Linked DNA regions of Homo sapiens: region 2 is linked to region 1. A link is a contact called in ENCODE Hi-C or POLR2A ChIA-PET data. All regions are on one chromosome and are shown on one strand. Each heading gives the region's core, a stretch centred on a gene start or an enhancer-like site at or near the end of the contact. The rest is flanking DNA. Distances are from core to core; before and after follow the strand shown.

Region 1 (3,294 bases), core at 37-2,536:
TGGAGAAGCAAATATTTATGTCTCAGGTATTGTAGTATTGAATTTCCAGTCATTCTTTCTTCCTGGCTATAACTTAGTCACTGAAGAAATAACTATCCTTTATTCAAACAACTTCCTTGGTACAATCCAGCAATATGTTTTTTTTCTTGCAATATTAAAAACCTCCGATGTAAGTGGAAAAAGAGTTATTTCCAAGCAGAATGAGAATAATCATAGCGCTGGGCACAGTGGCTCACACCTGTAATCCCAGCACTCTGGGAGGCCAAGGTAGGTGGATCACCTGAGGTCAGGAGTTCGAGACCAGCCTGGCCAATATGATGAAACCCCATCTCTAGTAAAAATACAAAAAATTAGCTGGGTGTGGTGGTGGGCGCGTGTAATCTTAGCTACTTGGGAGACTGAGGCAGGGGAATCGCTTGAACCTGGGAGGTGGAGGTCTCAGTGAGCTGAGATCACACCGCTGCATTCCATCCAGCCTGGGCAACAAGAGGGAAACTCCACCTCAAAAAAAAAAAAAAAGAATAATGATAAATATATTATTTGTGGATAAGAGTTTTCTGCATTTTAAAAAATTATTAAAAAGGATATACAGTTGTCCCTTGGTGTCCATGGGGAATTAGTTCTAGGATCTCGAAAATCCTCAGATGCTCAAGTCTCTGATATAAAATAGTGTGGTATTTGCATATAACCAAAATACACTCTCCCATATACTTTAAATAATCTCTAGATTACTTATAATACGTAAAACAACAAATGCTACATAAGTACTTGTTATACTGTATTGTTTAGGGAATAATGATAAAAAAAAGTTTGGTACATGTTTATTATAGACACAGATTTTTATTTTGAATATTTGGCCCTCAGATGGTTGAATTCCTAGATGTGGAATTCACAGATGCAGAGGGCCAACTGTATATGACTTACTAGAAATACCATGATAAAGAATATTTCCTATGATTAATTTTTTTTCTTTCTTGGAAAAATTGGATTACTTAAACTCCAGGTTGTCTTGTATTTGGATCAATAAGATATTCTAGAAGTTATTTCCTTGACAATATTTTATCTAGTTTGTTAAAAAAGAGTTGCAAGTTATTAGGCTGCATTAATTTATCTGTTATATTTGGTCATAGAATTCATGTCCCCAGTATTTGTTTTTTTTGTTTGTCTGTTTCTGACAGGGTCCCTGTTGCCCAGGCTTCAGTACAGTGGTGCGATCACTGCTCACTGTGGCCCCCTGTCTCCTGGGCTCAAGCAATCCTTCCACCTCAGCCTCCGGAGTAGCTGGGACTACAAGCATGTGCCGCCATGCCCGGCTAATTTTTGCATTTTTTGTAAAGACAGAGTTTTGCTATATTGTTGTTAGGGATAGCGCTCAAAATCCTAAGGAAATTGAACACTCGAACAAAGGATTTTTAGCAAAACAATTTTACTTCTGCGCAGAGGGGTGCCTCCTTGGCTGGTTGCCGTGAGAGCACACCTGAATAAAGGGGCGTGAGAGCCTTTATTCCTGATGCAAGTCCTGCCCCTGCACCCTTTCCTCATTTGCTACGGTTGGGTTGTACAATCTAAACTAATCCCGGTTGGCTAAACGTTTGATTTTTTAAGATAAGATGGGCACGTAAAAGAAAGTGGAGAGGAATGGGAAGGGTGTCTGTAATGAGCTAGAAAGTTAGTCCTCTTTCCAAATAAGGAAAGGAATGTGAGCTGGTACTGATAATGCCTGGTACTGTGGCGTGCCTGGGCATCTAACAAAGGCAAAAAGGAAAAAAGAGAAAAAGGAGAAAAAAGGTGTGTGTGTGGGGTACTATGAATTAAAGAATAAAAGATTAATCAGATTATTTGAAGAGAAGCCTCATGATATCCCACAGTTGTCCAGGCTAGTCTTGAACTCCTGGGCTCAAGTGATCCTTTTGCCTTGGCCTCCCAAAGTGCTGGGATTACAGGCATGTGTCACTGTGCTCAGCTCCCTGCATTTATTCTTGATCTTAAGAATCAAGGTTTTTCAAAATAAGCTAAATTTATTATATTAGATTAGCAAGTTTTCTTTACTTTTTTGACATGGAGTAAAATTGGAGAGAGAGGCCAGGAGCGGTGGCTCATGCCTGTAATCCCAGCACTTTGGTTGGCCAAGCAGGGAGGATTGCTTGAGTCCAGGAGTTCGAGACCAGCCTTGGCAATATAGTGAGACTTCATCTCTACAGAAAATTTTAAAAATTTAGCCAAGTGTGGTGGCACATGTCTTTAGTTCCAGCTGCTCAGGAGGCTAAGGTAAGAAGATTGCTTGAGCCCGGGAGGCAGAGGTGGTGAACAGAGATTGTGCCACTGCACGCCAGCCTGGGTGACAGAACAAGACTCTGTTTAAAAAAACAAACAAAAAAACTGGTGAGATAAATAATTCTAAGGTTATAATAACTGTAGACATAGTTTAAACAAATCTCATTATCTAAGTAGAAAATTCTCATTAAAGAAAATTTGGGGAATGATGAAAAATGAAGAAAATAAAAATGATCTCTAATTATACTGCTGCTATTATTTTTCTTTCCCTTTTTGTGTGGAGGTGGGAAACAAGACTCAGATCACTTTTGCTTGTTTTAATATATTATAGACCTGTACAAAATAATTTCAAATAATTTATGTAGATACTTTGCCTCCAAGGAGGTGTCGCATAACTCTCTATTCTTATGGGTGAGTTGTGTGTAATGACTTCCTTCTAAGAAGTAGGGTATGGAAAGGGGAAAAAAGCAATTTTACAGCAGAGAAACCTGACAGGCACTACCTCAGCCAGGTGATCAAGATTAACATTAACAACCACAAGCCATGTTGATAGCACATACCCTTGATATGGTGGGATGAGAATGGCACTTTATCTCTGCGTTCTTTCTCCCCAAAACACATAACCTTTGTCTAACCAGGAGGCAAACATCAGGCAAATCTCAACTGAGGGACCTTCTACAAAATACCTGGTCAGCACTCCTCAAAACTGTCATGAATTAGGTGCTTATCAATCTCATGCATAATGTCACATATTTGTTATGTATGTGTTTTTAGTATTTTTCATCTTATAAAATTTCTGTTTTGTTTGTTTGTTTTTTAGTAGAGACTGGGTTTCAGCAAGTTGGCCAGGCTGGTCCCAAACTCCTAACCTCAAGTGATCCGCCCGCTTCGGCCACCCAAAGTGTTGGGATTACAGGTGTGAGCCTCCGCACCTGGCCCTTATAAAATTTCATATAAGTAGTATACTTATATGAAATACTACTTTATATATTTGTCTGCAATTTGCTTTTTTTGTTATTA
Region 2 (2,991 bases), core at 68-2,567, 43 kb after region 1:
GGCACAAAATACAGGCAGAGGGAGCAACCAAGGCAAGAAATTAGCCTTGTTAAGAATTTTAAGTGTAATGGGAAGCCATTAGAGGGTTTTAAACAAGGAAAGATGTGATGTGACTTATATTCTAATAGGATTGCCTTGATTCACCTATGGAGAATGGATTTCTGGGATCTCAGTACTGGGATACTGAGATCCCAGGGGGAAAATATCACTAAGGTTGGAATTGCTTTTCTGCACATTAAAAGCAATTCTCTTTTTCCTTGAAACCTCCATGTGATGTTAATTAGGTAAATGGGATTTCAAGGAAAAAAAAAATACAAAACAACAAAAAGAAAAACTGTTATCCTTCATTCTCTTAATAAGATGAGGTATTCAGAAATGAATGGAGCCAATATTAATATTCCACTCCAAAAAATAGTAGAAATGAGTTTACATGGACTTCTCACAATCTCCATTCCACATTTCCATCTCTGTTTCTCATTTATGACAGGTCCCTTCCTTTAAAAACTTTTTTTATTATAATATGTTCCAAAACTTGTTTGTCAAACCTAGGGATAACTAATAAAAATCAGTATTGTAGGGGGAAAAAAGTGAAAGCAGGAGGCCACTTACTGGGCTCTCACAGTGGTCCAGGTGAGATAACGGCATGGAAATAGAGGTAATTTTAAGGAAGTGAAGTGAGCAGGTAGAGTGTAGGTTTTGAATATGGGTGAGTTGCTTTGAGTTGACTTGGAAGGGATGTAGAGAATGAGAGAAAGTGAGGAATTGGGGGTAACACCTTGTTTTTTCTTGTAAGACTATGTTAGCATAATTTGGTAATTCTAGTCATTGTTAAAACAGTCTTATTGCAGTGTTGACTGTCTAACATACAACTTGAGTTTTCTGGTAGCTATAATTACCCCTTCCACTTGGGGAAAAATATGAAAGAAATCATTTAACATTTGGCAGTTAAGAAGATGTTGTTTGTGCTGAAGTAATTTTATTTTTAAAACTCTCAACTTACAGAGAGATGCACTTGAGATTACTGAACATAAATTTTTTATAGACTTTAAAAGAAAATCATTGTTTCTTATGATGTGCCCTTTCTTATGTATACTATACCCAATAAAATGATTTAAAGAGGAGGAGAGAAAAAGATGAGTGTCTTTGCAGATTCATTGACCCTGTGAGAATAGGGCTTTGGCACTGCTGAAGTCCTCAGCCTCTGACTAGTAGCTTGCCAGCACGCAGCCCCTGGTGTTGGACTTCGTTCAGCTGTTCAGGCTGTCTGTTTCTATTCTTGCAGACAGATGGGGTGCTTGAGAGGAAGCCAGGAAGCCAAGCCTTAAGAGGACTTGGAAGCAATTTTTGGATATAAATCCCTTGTCCTAAACTCAGGGCAACAGTGTATCCTGCCCAGCAGTGTTGAACTGCCTGTGTTTGTCTAGTATGTGTGTACTGGCTGGTTGGCTCTGGGCTTCATTCCATGTATGCCACTGCTCTATTGCCAAGATAAATGTAGAAGGCCTCTGGCCCAAGCCCTTCTTTAGTACTTAAAAAAAAAAAATTGTGGTAAAATACACATAACAAAATTTTACCATTTTAACCTTTTTTTTTTTTTTTTTTTTTTTTTTTTTTTTTTTTTGAGACAGAGTCTTGCTCTGTCACCCAGGCTGGAATGCAGTGGTGCAATCTTGGCTCACTGCAACCTCTACCTCCTGGGTTCAGGCGATTCTTCTGTCTCAGCCTCCCGAGTAGCTGGGACTACAGGTGTGCACCACCACGCCAGGCTAATTTTTGTATTTTTAGTAGAGATGGGGTGTCACCATATTGGCTTGGCCAGTATGGTCTTGAACTCCTGACCTCATGATCCACCCCCCTCAGCCTCCCAAAGTGCTGGGATTACAGGTGTGAGCCACTGCGCCCGGCCATTTCAGCAGTTTTTAAGTGTACAGTCCAGTGGTATTAAGTACAGCCCAGTGGTATTAAGTACAGATGGTTTTCTTTTTTAAGAGATGGCAGTCTTGCCACCCAGGCTGGAGTACAGTGGCATGATCATAGCTTACTGTAGCCTCAAGTCCTGGGCTCAAGCAGTCCTCCTGCCTCCACCTCCCAAAGCACTCGGATTACAGATGAGCCACTGCATCCAACCCATTCATGATGTTGTATAACCATCACCACTATTTGCAGATCTTTCTTTTTTAAATCCCAAACAGAAATTCAGTACACATTAAACAATAATTCCCAATTTCCATCTCTTCAGCCCCTGGTAACCTCTTTTCTACTTTTTTCTCTGTGTATTTGCCTATTCTAGGTACCTCATATAAATAGAACCACACAATATTTGTCCTTTTGTGTCTGGTTTATTTTACACATAGTGTCTTCAACTTTTATCGTTGTTGTAGTACATATCAGGATTTCATTCCTTTTAAAGGCTGAATAATATTCCATTGTGTACATATACCACATTTTGTTTATCCATTTATCTGTTGATGGATATTTGAGTTGTTTCCACCTTTTGGCTCTTGTGACTAATCTGCTGTGAACATGGGTATACAAATATCTATTTTAGTCTCTGTTTTTAATTCTTTTGGGTATATACTAGGAGTGGACTTGTTGGATCATACGGTAATTCTATGTTTTAACTTTTTAAGGAACTGACAAACTATTTTCTACAGCAGTTGCTCAATTTTACGGTTTTTTGCAGTACATGAAGTTTCCAGTTTCTGTACATCCTCACTAACACTTGTTAGTTTCTGGGTTTTTTTTTTTTTTCTTTTTTTTTTTTGATAGTTGTCATCCGAATGTATATAAAGTGGTATCTCATTTAGTTTTGAGTTGAAGTCCTTAATGATTAGAGATGTTGAACATCTTTTTATGTGCTTATTGGGTTTGCCCTTTTTGTTTGTTTTTTTGAGACAAGAGTCTTGCTCCATCTCCCAGGCCGGAGTGCAGTGGTGCAATCTTGGCTCACTGAAACCTCCGCCTCCCAAGTTCAAGTCATTCTCTTGCTCA

Evidence for each region. Hi-C counts contacts between places; a loop is a spot of excess contacts on that map. ChIA-PET counts read pairs that join two places held with the same protein, here RNA polymerase II (POLR2A). Pooled maps may share reads with other maps.
Region 2: a loop to region 1 is called in a map of ascending aorta, with 2.5 times the contacts of the local background. The contact joins two enhancer-like sites. A Hi-C loop is called at or near these places in 2 of 168 maps with a recorded cell type or tissue (ascending aorta and heart left ventricle) and 1 of 50 pooled maps. POLR2A ChIA-PET finds 5 or more read pairs at or near these places in 4 of 52 experiments (BJ, OCI-LY7, T-cell and 1 more).

What each region holds. Positions count from the first base shown.
Region 1 is chr2:61,969,759-61,973,052 of GRCh38, forward strand. All of the region lies in intron 1 of COMMD1 (copper metabolism domain containing 1), which reads left to right. Among named protein-coding and RNA genes, the nearest start is that of COMMD1, 66 kb to the left of the region's middle. Within about 2 kb of position 1,287, at least 4 of the 41 ENCODE cell types and tissues checked have a DNase peak (open chromatin) inside an H3K27ac peak, as active enhancers do; they include ascending aorta, where a contact is called at or near this core.
Region 2 is chr2:62,012,959-62,015,949 of GRCh38, forward strand. The region is part of intron 2 of COMMD1 (copper metabolism domain containing 1); the gene reads left to right. Among named protein-coding and RNA genes, the nearest start is that of COMMD1, 110 kb to the left of the region's middle. Within about 2 kb of position 1,318, at least 14 of the 41 ENCODE cell types and tissues checked have a DNase peak (open chromatin) inside an H3K27ac peak, as active enhancers do; they include ascending aorta, where a contact is called at or near this core.